Linked DNA regions of Mus musculus: all the other regions are linked to region 3. A link is a contact called in ENCODE Hi-C or POLR2A ChIA-PET data. All regions are on one chromosome and are shown on one strand. The core of a region is the stretch at or near the end of the contact, and the rest is flanking DNA. Distances in the headings are between cores, read along the strand shown.

Region 1 (2,919 bases), core at 65-2,564, 320 kb before region 3:
ACCAGGTATGGAGGCTTGTACCTTGGTCCCAGCACTGAGTGGGGAAGAGCAGAATTAGGATCAGGCATGCTGGACTGTGTAGACAGTTTGAGGCCAGCCTGTGCTACATAAGGCCCTGCCATCAAAACAAAACAAACCTGTTTTTTAAAATCAGTCTTGGAGCTAGAGAGATGGTTCAGTGGTTATGCAGTGGCTCAAAAAAAATTTTTTTTCTTCCAGTGTAAACATGCAAACACAGAAAGCAAAATCACCTAATGGGCTTGAGAGATGGCTCAGCAGTTAAAAGCACTGACTGATCTTCCAGAAGTCCTGAGTTCAATTCCCAGCATGGTGGCTCACAACCATCTGTAATGGAATCTGTGTCTGAAGACAGCTATGGTGTACTCATATAAATAAACAAAAACAACAAAAAACCCACCTAGCTGCCTAACTGCATCTCAGCTTCTGTTTTCAGATGGCTCAATATTACTGTACAACCTTGCCAGATCCAAGAAAAAACAGTATCTTTGTAGTCTTTTTACAACTAACTTTCTAAGGAAAAAAAGATGAAATACAGCTTAGAAACATTATACAGCTTAGAAACGTCTATCACCAAAACAAATGTTTGCCACCAAATCACTTAGTTTCCACTGTTTTGTAAGGTTCAGCTGTTAAAACGCTTTATACCATGACAGAGCTGGATACATGGATACAGGTTACTGGCTTCCCCTGAGCAGATCAATTCGATAAGGATTATATAATTACCAGAGGAAAAGACAAAACAACTCAGGACTGAATTCGTCAGCATGGAAAAATAAACGCTGAAGAAACTTGATTTCATCACTTTCCAGACAACAGAGAGGGTAGGCCCAGCCACTGGGAGGAGGACACCAGGGGAAGAGGGGGACGCCGGGGGAGGAAGGGGATGCCAGGGAAGGAAACACAGTGTCCCAACAGCTGGGACACTGCCAGGATCCACCCGGAAGGCTTTCACTGTGCTGATATGAATATGACTTCCTCTCTTTCAGTGAGTGCTTTCTCAGTAACAGCCTAGCAGGAAAATAGGGTTCTATAAAACATGGAGATAAATATCCTCAGTTGTAGACATTCAACACACCAAATTTCTCTCTAGACACACACACACGTGTATATGTAATATATATATATATATATATATTACAAAATGTATTGCCTAGTGGCGAGCACATTTACCTGCTGGCCTTTTCACTGCCCCATACTTCTTGATATTACTTCAAACCTGAGAAGCTACAACAGCCAACAGGGCTGGCGTCCCTCCAGGTTATTTCATACATGTAGTTTTCCTTTCCATTCTCTTTTATGAAGCCAGCCCCTGACACAAGAACTACCAGTCCGACTCCACAGAGCTGACATCCACAACAGCAGGCACAGGCCTGAACTTCTCCAGGGAGGTGTTACGCAGACAGAACTCAGCCAGAAGACATGGTTAGCTTACCTCTCGGAACTGCAGGAACCAGGGTGGCTGGCTGAACGCTTCATCTAGAAATGTGAAAGAGAAAAGGCCTGAGCTCAATCTGTAGTCAGAGAGAATGATGCACCTCTAAATTACAATAATTAAGATAAACTTATTTACTTATCTTCTATAGGCTCAAGTACCAAACCCCACACAATGTCAAACTTTCTCCCTAGTAATGATTAACTGGAAATTCCCCAACACATACCAAAAAATACTAAAATTCTACTGCTGCGTAGATTATGTAATATATGAAAGTATAAATAGTATATACAAAACTAACCTAAGAGTCATCTTTATAATAAAAAGGAGTATCTAGCAAACCCGAAACTACTTTTTAAAAATAATTTATCAGGCTGGTGAGATGGCTCAGTGGGTAAGAGCACCTGACTGCTCTTCCGGAGGTTAGGAGTTCAAATCCCAGCAACCACATGGTGGCTCACAACCATCCGTAACGAGATCTGACTCCCTCTTCTGGAGTGTCTGAGGACAGCTACAGTGTACTTACATATAATAAATAAATTAATTAATTAATTAAAAAAAATAATGTATCTACTTTTATTTTGTATGTAGTTTTGCCTGCATGTCTGTCTGTATGAGGGTGTCAGAGGCCCTAGAACAGGAGTTACAGACAATTATGAGCTGCCCTGGGAATCGAACCTGGGTCCTCTAGGAAGAGAAGGCAGTGCTCTTAACCGCTGAGCCATCTTTTCAGACCCAAAAAATACTAAAAATACTCTTTTTTTTTTTTTTTCAAACTCAGAAATCCACCTGCCTCTGCCTCCCAAGTGCTAGGATTAAAGGCATGCGCCACCACTGCCTGACCAGAAAATACTCTTAATAACTGTCCTTTTCTCCTTTTCCTAAGGGTCATGAGTAGAGGTGGCAGTGAAGTTTCCCTCTGCCACTCACTATCAGGGAGCTCCTGTGCACCTGTGTGTCACTGCGGCCTTCATGGAGGGCAGCGTTGGCAAGTGACGTCTGGAAAGAACTCAGGAACCTAAGCCTCAGATAGGGTCCTAAAGCATGTATCCAAACAAGGATGAAGCTTAGTGAGCAACTGCCCACATATACGTAGGCCCGACGTCCAAGCCTTAAAACCATAAATGTAAAATGACATGTTTAAAAAAAAAAGTCTTAGCAGAACATGCCACAACTATGATGAACACAAAACATCATTTATTTTGTTTTTTGTTTTTGTTTTTGTTTTTTTCGAGACAGTGTTTCTTTGTGTCACCCTGGCTGTCCTGGAACTCACTCTGTAGACCAGGCTGGCCTCAAACTCAGAAATCCGCCTGCCTCTGCCTCCCAAGGGCTGGGATTAAAGGCGTGCGCCACCACTGCCCAGCACAGAACATCATTTAGAAGGCCCAACTTGCCCACCAAAAAATAAAGGTTAGCATGAATAAAACAGACTATCTCAGTTTATCAAGGTGACAGGGAGACTG
Region 2 (2,993 bases), core at 465-2,964, 280 kb before region 3:
AGGTTCTAACTCTGAAACTAATAGCTCAGACTACATCAACTGATAAGAGTCCTGCTGAATTTTACCTCCTTTTTGTTGCTCATTGCTATCCAATTACTCTACCTATAAAATAGTTACATAAAGTTTTGGCTTATTTTCAAGGAAATTTTGTGAATCCATTAAATTAAATTCTAGAAACAAACCTATACTGTCTGGCCATAGGTGGTTGATATATTTTGAGTGTCTCTGTGGTTGTTACAATACGATATTCATTAACACATAAGTGTAATAGCATTATTGGATTGTAACCCGTGTATATTATACAGAAATAAAAGCGAGAATAGGCTTAACCTAAGCCCCAGTAGAATTCAATTTGGTTCAATTCCGGATATTTTTTCCTTGCTTCCAAGTGTTTGGGCTCTCATACAACCAAAACAAATTTCCATCACAGAACCAAATACTTTTGTACATCAACCTAAAACTTCCATTAAAAAACAAACAAACAAACAAACAAACAAGCAAACAAAAAAACCTTTTAGGAGTCTCTCAGTAAGAATATTTCTAGAATTCAATTCTAGAGCATTAAGTAAACACAGGAGCCATTGTGCAAATAGTTCACAAATTCTAAGACGCTCTGAAGCGCTAACACACCCACAACATACTCTGTAGGTGGAGCGTTCCAGGTTAACGTCATCACTCTCCATTGCACAGGTCAACCGGAAGAGCAATCCTGGAAACTGGTCTAAATATCCTTGCTATGCACTCCACCTCCAGCATCTCTTTGGGGATCCCACATGTTCCCAAAGCAGAGGTTCTAAACCTGTGGGTTGCAAGTCCCCTGGGGTTGCATTATAGTAGCAAAACTACAGATATGAAGTAGCAAGAAATAATATTATAGTTGGCGAGGGGGAGAAGGGGTTGTCACCACGACATGAGGAACTGAATTAAAGGGTCACAGCATTAGGAAGAATGAAAACCACTATCCTAAGCAGGTCACAAGAGTCCGCCAGACAGCAGCGGGCCCGCCAGACAGCAGCGGGCCCAGGGATCCAGGGCTCTTAAAGCCACTGGCTGCCCCTTAGCTGACGCTCTCGGGTCTCAAGTTTCGGGGCCAAGATCCACAATTTTCTTAGTAATTTACCATTCGAATTTTTAAATCTTTCTTAAAGTAGTCCAACCCTTAATCTTTTTTCCTTGCTCCTCAAACATGCTAGGCTCGTAGCCTACTACTAGCTTTCTCGCTGAGAAGGAAGCCACCTCCCTTTAAGGACAAAGGACTGAGGCTCTCTGCACCACTAAAGGCGGGAGGGGAAACTCGGGGAACCGAAGCGGGGTGCAGGCAGGAGCCGGGAAGAGCCGGGACATGCAATGGAGGCGGGGCCTAGAAGGGTGAGGGGCGGGGCCGGGCGCTCAGAAGCTTTGGAAGCGGAACGGGGGGTGGGGGGAGGCGCCTGCAGAGGCTGGGAAGAGCCCGGACTGGCAGAGAGGGCGGAGCCAGGTCGCAGGAGGGGCGGGGCCGGGCTCTGAGAAGCTCTGGGAACCCAACTAGAGAGCGGGCGGTAGCTGGGAAGGACAGAAACTTGGCAGAGAGGGCGGAGCCCGAGGAACGGGAAAGGGCTGAGCACTGTGGCAAAGTGGAGCAAGAACATCGAGGGGCTGAGCATGGCAGAGAGGGGCGGGGCAGAGAGGCTGGGCAGAGAGGGGGTGTGGCCGGCTCTTCCGCGCCGAGGCCCCGCCTCTCCTTCCTTCTCCTCCTGTCCCTTAGCTGGAGGGAGGCAGGCAGCGATTCGAGGGGCGTCCAAGCGGCAGCGCGGGCACGCTCCTCTCGGGAACTGGCCGACGTGGAGAGGGAGGACCCAGATCCACACTTCTCTTGATTGCTGTGGCCAGCCGTCCCTTCTCGCCATGTCCCATAGCAGGCATCGTGCCGAGGCCCCGCCGCTGCAGCGCGAGGACAGCGGGACCTTCAGGTCAGCGCCGGGCCGTCGAGGCCTCAAGGCCCAAGACGGGTGGGCAGCGGGGCAGGGGCAGGGAGCCGGCTGTCGGGCAGCATTCTGGGTAAAGCTCCCCCCTCTCCCGGCGTGGCGCTGGGCCCGCCCTCCGGGCCCTGGGGGTCTGCTGCGCGCCCCGCCCCTCTAGTGACCCTAGGCAGCTAGCCGATCGGGAGGACTTGATCAGTGTTGAGGCGCAGACCCGGGTGTCTAGCTGCCTAGTCCAAGCCCACCCGATTTCTTTCAGCATCCCTCCCACCGCTCTCAAGTTCTCTGTACAGACCTCTCCACTCTCCTCCATGGGCTGCAGCACCCGGGGACAGGTGCTCGCCCAGGCCTTGCCACTGATCCTGGCCGCTGGGGAGCTGCAGAACCTTTTTGTCACCATTTGTGACTGTCAAAACTGAGAAGTGGATGCTTTTGCTTCCCTTTCAGCTTTGACGTGCAATGCCTACGTTTTTTTCTGGTTTTTGCAGTTTGGGCAAGATGATAACAGCTAAGCCTGGGAAAACACCGATTCAGGTATTGCACGAGTACGGCATGAAGACCAAGAACATTCCAGTTTATGAATGTGAAAGATCCGATGTGCAAGTACACGTGCCCACTTTCACCTTCAGAGTAACCGTTGGTGACATAACTTGCACAGGTCTGTATGCAGTTAATTCCCCATGACCATGTGGATTGGAGGCCCTGATTCTATGTTGCTTTTCAGTAAGGAAAAGCGCCCTTTTAATTAAGATGGCTGTGGGAGTGTACTCTGAAGACAAGAGACTCCAGGATCAACTTCATTTGTTTCGCTCCCTAGTTCTGTCTCGCTAAGATGTAAGGAAGCTCAGACACTCCCAGCATCCTGCACACTTTCCAGTACCTGGGGAGCCGGCTAAAGTTCCTCTTAAGAATTAAAAACTGGAAATATTCTTGGAGCTCCGATAGCCAAGTCCGTGGGTGCTATCGCCTTTCAAAGTTACAAAGTTACCAGCGCAGAGGCTAGTAGCCACGCCGTCAGAATTTTCCGAGTTTCCC
Region 3 (3,206 bases), core at 475-2,974:
TTTGCTCAGGAGACAGCTTGCTATAGAGGCAAAGGACCCTACTTACAAGACAGAGTTAGAGGCATATCCCTAGGTGGTCTATTTTAGTTATTTCTTCAGTAATACCCACCATATGTCAAGCACTGCCAACGGTATTAGAAGAAATGGGCAACTCTAAGTTAATTTAATCAACACACCGGTAATGAAATAGCCAAAGAAACATACAAGAGAAACTCGAAAGAAAACACAAATAGTAGATAAAAGGGGAACCTTGGATAAATAAGAGCGGGGATACCATCAGATCACAAATTTCTAAATTTTCGAGCCTAAAGAGCTTATAAAGTCCCCTGATTAATGACTGTATCTATATAGCGCACATGAATGACCTAGCACACACCTTGTTCTCAAAAATTTTAACCCCGTTCCTCCCTTGCTCTCCCCCCGCCCCCATTTATTTCCCCTTCTCTACGTGCTCATGGCTGGCCTCTTCTTTCTTCTTCCTTTTCTTTCTCTCTTCTTCTTCTTCCTCCTGCTCCTTCTTCTTTCCCTCCCCCTCCTCCTCTCCCTCTGCCTTTCTCTGCCCCTACTACCCTCTAACTCCCCTCCCCATGCCCAGGTGCAGCATAGAAGAGGGGCTGGAGACACTCTAGCCCACAGTCCATGAACACTCGTAAATGGTATTCTTACAAAACCCAAACCAGAATTCCCCCACACCTTGCACCGTTTTCTAGGTTTGCCCCTTTCCAGTATAGCATAGCTTGTCACAAAATACTTTTACTTTGATAATTTTCTGTTTATAGGCATGGTGCTGTAATTTTTTTTTTACTTAAGAGATCCTTCAAGCTTTGTAAAAGTAAAATACACGAGGAAAAAAAACCCTAAAACTAAATTTTCTAGTCGCGAAGGTAATTACAGTGTTCGAGAGAGGAAGCTCAGAAAAGTTTTCACAATAGACAGGAAGACGGGGACAGGAGGTTGACTGACTTACGAGGTCAGCCACAGTTGTGCTATCCTTGGATGTGGCTACCCAATCTGTTCCCAGGGTAAGAGGCTCCTTTGGCCAGAGGCCGGGGATCCGCTCCTCCAAGCCATCCTCGGCACACTCACGGTGCGTGCAGAATCCAACCCCTCTCCTACCAGATGCACAGCATCCCCGGCGCAGCAAAGGGGCGGGAGAGACCCCAACCCATACCGCCGTCACCCTCGCGAGCACCCTCAACCCCGGGCACCCATATCCCAAACACCCCAACCTGGGCATCTCTACCTCACACACCCTAAACCAGGCACCTCAGCCCCGCACCTTGATGGGCTTGGTGTCGCTGGGACCCAGGCACTGTCCGTGCATCTCCTCCATTGCCCGGCAGGCCTGTGAGCTGCGCGCGAACTTGACGAAGGCCACGCCCTTGGACTCCTTAGTGTGCTTGTCGCGCACCACCCAGATGTCCTGGATGTCTCCGAAGGGCGAGAAGCGCTCCCTCAGCACCAATTCGGATGTGTGCTTGCTGATCACTAGAAAAATGCGGCTGTTGGGCGGCTCATCCAGGCTGTCTACGCCCGGGCGGAATCCTCCGCTGCCTCCCAAGCCGCCGGCGTCGTCCATGGCGCCCCACGCGGGACCCAGGCGCAGCCCCCCTGCAGGCCCTGTTCACCCGGCAGGTTCTCGGCCGCTTCCCGGCCGCTTCCCGGCAGCTCCCCGTCTCGCCCCACGCCGGTAAGCAGCTCCGCTTCCGGAAGAGCCGAGAGCCGGAAAGCAGGTGCGTCCCGCAGTGAGGTCTGCGGGCTTCCGGGAACATTCTGCAGCGCCCCCTGGTGCCACGGTGGACTCAGCAATCTCAAATCTTCAGTCCCAGGGAAAACCAAGAATGGGTTTATGCAAACCACTTTGCCCTGTGGCTAAAAAGATCCACCTGCCTGATTCTTAAGCCTTCCCAAAGCTGGCTTCTACTAAGCCTGTAATCAGATTGCTACATTTGAGGCCTCCTGGGCTACATAGTAAATTTGAGGTCAGCAAAAGCACCACACCAAAAATATACAAAAAGCAGGCAGGCTTCACTCAAAATGGTCCATAGAGACAGGTACAAAGGACCATTGCGTTGGGGTCTTGCAGTAAGGGGGAGAGACTGGACTTGGTTCCAGTAAGATAAATGGAGGACAGTACAATATGAGTTAGTATAAGGACAATTACTGAAGATCGCGGGGTAAGAGAGACTCTCAGTAGATCTGCTTCCCAGAACTTAGGCTGTAGATAAGTGATAAGTTGATAAGTAATAAAACATTAACAGCCGGGCAGTGGTGGCGCACGCCTTTAATCCCAGCACTTGGGATGCAGCAGCAGGTGGATTTCTGAGTTTGAGGCCAGCCTGGTCTACAAAGTGAGTTCCAGGACAGCCAGGGCTATACAGAGAACCCCTGTTTCGAAAAACCAAAAAAAAAAAAAAAAAAAAAAAAAAAGACATTAACAGCAGTCAGACATCAAGGATAAGAATTATGGCGAAACTGACTTATCAGGATTTGTCCTCCAATTAGATTCCCCTAGAACAGAAAGCTGGAAGTTGGATCTAGTCAAGCAGAAGACCTGGGGGGAGTTTGTCTGAAATTTTGGTGAAAACACAGTCTTCATCACCGTTTTGGCGTGGCCTTGTTAGGATGGGTGTGGCCTAGTTAGAGTGGGTGTGGCCTTGTAGGAAGTGTGAGGTTGAGCTTTGGGAGTTTCAGTAGCAGTGCCTTCTTTCCCTCTTGTCTTTGGACCTGGAGGTAGAACTTCCAGCGGCTTCTCCAGCACTATTATCTCTGCCTGCTGCTATCCTTCCCGCCATGATGACGGTGGACTCAACCTCTGAAAGTGTAAGCCAGCCCCAGTGAAATGCTTTCCTTTATAAGAGTTACCGTGGTCATGGTGTCTCTTCGCAGCAATAGAATACTAAGAGTTAAAACCATAGAGTCTGATGGCTGAAAGGAGCCTTTTACAACCATGGAATCCTTATCCCTATTTTTAGAGATGAGGAAATCTGAGGCTCAAAGTTAAGATGCACAGGTAACAGAACCAGGCCCAGAGGCAGCTGTGTGTGTGATCTACGCAGCTACCGCAGCCCATCCAAGATGCACGAGCAGGGAGAGTGATGGATGCACATCTGAGAACTACGAGAAATTAGAGGGCCCAAGCAAAGTGCGAAATGCCCACTGGCTTCCACGGCATATTAGTGAACCTTGGTGATGAGGTGAACAGG
Region 4 (3,087 bases), core at 554-3,053, 300 kb before region 3:
CTGGGCTACATCCTTCTTTTAAGAAAGTAGTATGCAGGCCAGAGAGGTCCTCCAACAAGGTCTTATGGAACTAGGGTTGGCAAGATAGCTTTCCAAGTAAAGCGCTTGCCTCCGGGAGCTTGACCAGTACTGTCCTGGGGGCCTCACACAGTGGAAGGAAAGAACCTCATTTACACATGGGCCATGTTACACGCATCCCCCCCCCGGCCCCCCCCCCACACACACACACATTTTTTTTTCTTTTAATGTCATACATCACGATGTATGCCTTTAATACCAGCATTTAGGAAGCAGAGGAAGGCAGATGAGTTCTGTTAGTTCCAAGCCTGCCTGGTCTACGCAGTGACTTCTAGGCCAGACAGACCCCCCTTCTCTCTCTCTCTCTTTCTCTCTCTCTCTCTCTCTCTCTCTCTCTCACACACACACACACACACACACACACAGGAAAGAAGAGGTTAAGAAGAAAAATGTTAAGAAGGTATCGTGCATCCTATTTTTGTTTTGTTTTTAAAAGGATTTCTCTTAATTTTTTTTTAATCTCACTTGGAAGGGCGTCCTTACACACTTGACAACTTTTAGATTTAGAAAGTTTTGCAAATTCCAATTACTTTGCATAAAGCAGAGTCAGTATTGAGGTAGTGAAATCCCTGGCTTATCCTTCCAGGAAGGCTGACTGAATAGGGTGATCGGGATGTCCACTTGGGGAATCGACGAGCTGAATATTCAACAAATCACATAGAGTTCAGTAATGATAGTTCAACTGTGGAGGGCATCTGACACTTACCATAAAATTCGAGTTTTGTGTTGTTTGAAAGGTTTATCATACTAAAAGGATAAGGGGGATATATCAAGAGACTGGACTAATCTCTGTTGTCTATTAGCCAGCTGTGAAATTGGAACAAAATGTTCAATAGTCAGTTTTCCTGTCTGATGTGAATGAATTCTCATGGGAGAAAAAAAAAAAAAAAAAGCTTTTCTCTGCTAAAGGCCTTCACCTCAAGGGCGGCCTCAAGAGGTTAGGGACAGAAACACAAGTTATCTTTTGCAATGCCGGGCATGGGCTGCTGAAGCCCTGGAGACACTCCACTGTGTGTTCTGAGAGTCTCCTGGCTGCATGCGGTAGACATGGCCTGGAGTCTTTTTTCGCAGTACTCCAACTACCATATCCCCCCCTCCAAAAATATCCTTCAAGGACTTCCACAAATATCCAGAGAAGAGCAGCCAACCTATATTGTCAAGAACCTATTCTTCCAAAAATGTCTGCATCCACTGTGCCTGTCAAGTCCGTAGGGGCCTTAGAAGCCTGTGATTAGAAAGAATAACGACTAGAATATCCCACCGTGACCTGTTTGCATTTTGTATCAATTTCTTGGCCCAACATTTTAATATTTTAAAAATACTGTATTTAGGATCCTACAGCTATCTATTCTTTTTCTATGGCCAAATGGGTCAGTGTAGCATTTAAAAATTTAAAACCAAGCCATTCAAGCAATCCGTTAGCAGAGGCAGTGTTGGAGAGGCAAGATCAGGGCATCAAGTGGAGCCCATAAAATTTTGCAGCATCTCCTAAGTGCCTAGAAACGACCACCATAATGCCAGTTTTATTTCAGGAAACGCAAGTCTGACTACTGCAGGCGAAAGAAACCTGCGGACAGGGTGTGCGGTGCTATTCTAGCCAGAGTACAGCCAACCGGAGCACCCAACGGCCAAGACACACTCCAACCGGCGGCGATTTGCTGGTGCGAGAGGGGGCGGGGCCTCTCGTAGCCCCGCCTTGGACCTTTGTGACGTAGGACAATGCCTGCCACGCGTCCCAATTCAGTCTGATCAGCCTGCTGACACTCTGTGGGGCTTACACTGGGCCTGGGAGTGCTGCTTTGGGAAACATGAATCTCCTATTCAGACTAGCAGTTTTCCTTAGCCTGTGGTGTTGTTCCGATGCTCAGGGACAAACAAAAGAAGAAAGCACTGAGGAAGTGAAAATAGAAGTTTTGCACCGTCCAGAAAACTGCTCCAAAACAAGCAGGAAAGGAGACTTGCTAAATGCCCATTACGATGGCTACTTGGCTAAAGACGGCTCCAAATTCTACTGCAGGTAGGAGATGCTCCGTCCAGTTCAAGTTCAGTTGATAGACCACATCTTGCCCACTACCACCAGCAGCAGCAGCCAGAGCCTAACTGGTTGTTTTGTTTTAAGGTTTTTTGGTTTTGTTTTTTAACAGTAAATTAAGCCTTCATGCCGATTTAGATTAGAAGACATTCCCTAAACAAAACTGAATGTTTTTAGTTATTTGAAATGTAAGCGCAGTAAACTGACTGCAGACTCACTACGTCAGGCAGAGCACTGACCACCACCACTGTCCTTGGAACCCGGAAAACTAAATCTAGAGGCTTCTTGAAAAGATATTCACACTTTCTCCTTACCCAGAGCTGAAGTCTGATTCCAAACAGAGTGTATAAGAAAGCTACCGCGTTTCCTTCTGGACTTTGTGGGTCATTTTCTAAAACTCTGGTTATCACATCCATTCTCTCTGTTCCCTAGTCCGGTCTGACTGAATGCAGTCTGTTTAGCTGTACTGTTTCCCCTCAAAGACAGGCCAATCTTTCCAGTCTAGCAATTCTTTCCAATTTAGAGGAAAACTTATTCTTCCAACGTAGAAGAGAAATTTGACAGGATGCTATTTTTCAGTCGTTCTTAAAATGAAATTTAGGGCTCAGCCTGCCCCTTTGGTTTGGGAAACAAACCCAGAGAAGGTAAATGAGTCATTTTGTTCAAGCCATCCAGCTAGTTAGAGGCAGGAGACCCATTTTTAAAAGTGAACCATTGAGTAGTTTTTGTAAGGACGGCAAAAATCAGAAATCAGAATGTTTTCCAATGATATGCTCTGCCAATTTATGGGGAAGTTTGATCCAAACAATTCGCAAAGGACAGAGTTCTGAAGGGTGCAATGTGGGGAAAGAGATTCCAGTCTTAAGTAACAAGTGCCTGAGCTGTATTTAAGTTTCCTTTATGAGATGGTCTTACTTACACACTAAGTATGGTTTCTCATAGCCGGACACAAGATGAAGGCCACCCCAAATGGTTTG

The links. A loop is a pair of places that touch in the nucleus more often than their neighbours do. ChIA-PET counts read pairs that join two places held with the same protein, here RNA polymerase II (POLR2A).
Region 1: a loop to region 3 is called in a map of T-helper 17 cell, with 2.4 times the contacts of the local background. The contact joins the enhancer-like site here to the promoter of Rbm45 in region 3. A Hi-C loop is called at or near these places in 3 of 37 maps with a recorded cell type or tissue (T-helper 17 cell, T-helper 2 cell and regulatory T cell).
Region 2: a map of v-Abl transformed pro-B cells shows a loop between it and region 3 (3-fold over the local background). The contact joins the promoter of Prkra here to the promoter of Rbm45 in region 3. A Hi-C loop is called at or near these places in 2 of 37 maps with a recorded cell type or tissue (left cerebral cortex and v-Abl transformed pro-B cells). POLR2A ChIA-PET finds 5 or more read pairs at or near these places in 4 of 5 experiments (Patski and embryonic stem cell).
Region 4: a map of v-Abl transformed pro-B cells shows a loop between it and region 3 (4-fold over the local background). The contact joins the promoter of Fkbp7 here to the promoter of Rbm45 in region 3. A Hi-C loop is called at or near these places in 4 of 37 maps with a recorded cell type or tissue (T-helper 17 cell, T-helper 2 cell, regulatory T cell and 1 more). POLR2A ChIA-PET finds 5 or more read pairs at or near these places in 3 of 5 experiments (Patski and embryonic stem cell).

Annotation. Positions count from the first base shown.
Region 1 is chr2:76,689,023-76,691,941 of GRCm38, reverse strand. It overlaps Plekha3 (pleckstrin homology domain-containing, family A (phosphoinositide binding specific) member 3), which reads right to left. Exons shown (of 8, transcript NM_031256.3): 6 at 1,454-1,497. Among named protein-coding and RNA genes, the nearest start is that of Gm39860, 15 kb to the right of the region's middle. Within about 2 kb of position 1,314, at least 1 of the 3 ENCODE cell types and tissues checked has a DNase peak (open chromatin) inside an H3K27ac peak, as active enhancers do.
Region 2 is chr2:76,646,748-76,649,740 of GRCm38, reverse strand. It overlaps Prkra (protein kinase, interferon inducible double stranded RNA dependent activator), which reads left to right and starts at 1,714. Exons shown (of 8, transcript NM_011871.3): 1 at 1,714-1,949; 2 at 2,447-2,616. The coding sequence starts at 1,885.
Region 3 is chr2:76,368,502-76,371,707 of GRCm38, reverse strand. It overlaps Rbm45 (RNA binding motif protein 45), which reads right to left and starts at 1,724. Exons shown (of 10, transcript NM_153405.2): 1 at 1,280-1,724. The coding sequence starts at 1,579.
Region 4 is chr2:76,671,814-76,674,900 of GRCm38, reverse strand. Fkbp7 (FK506 binding protein 7) reads left to right here and starts at 1,803. Exons shown (of 4, transcript NM_010222.2): 1 at 1,803-2,095; 2 at 3,053-3,087. The coding sequence starts at 1,887.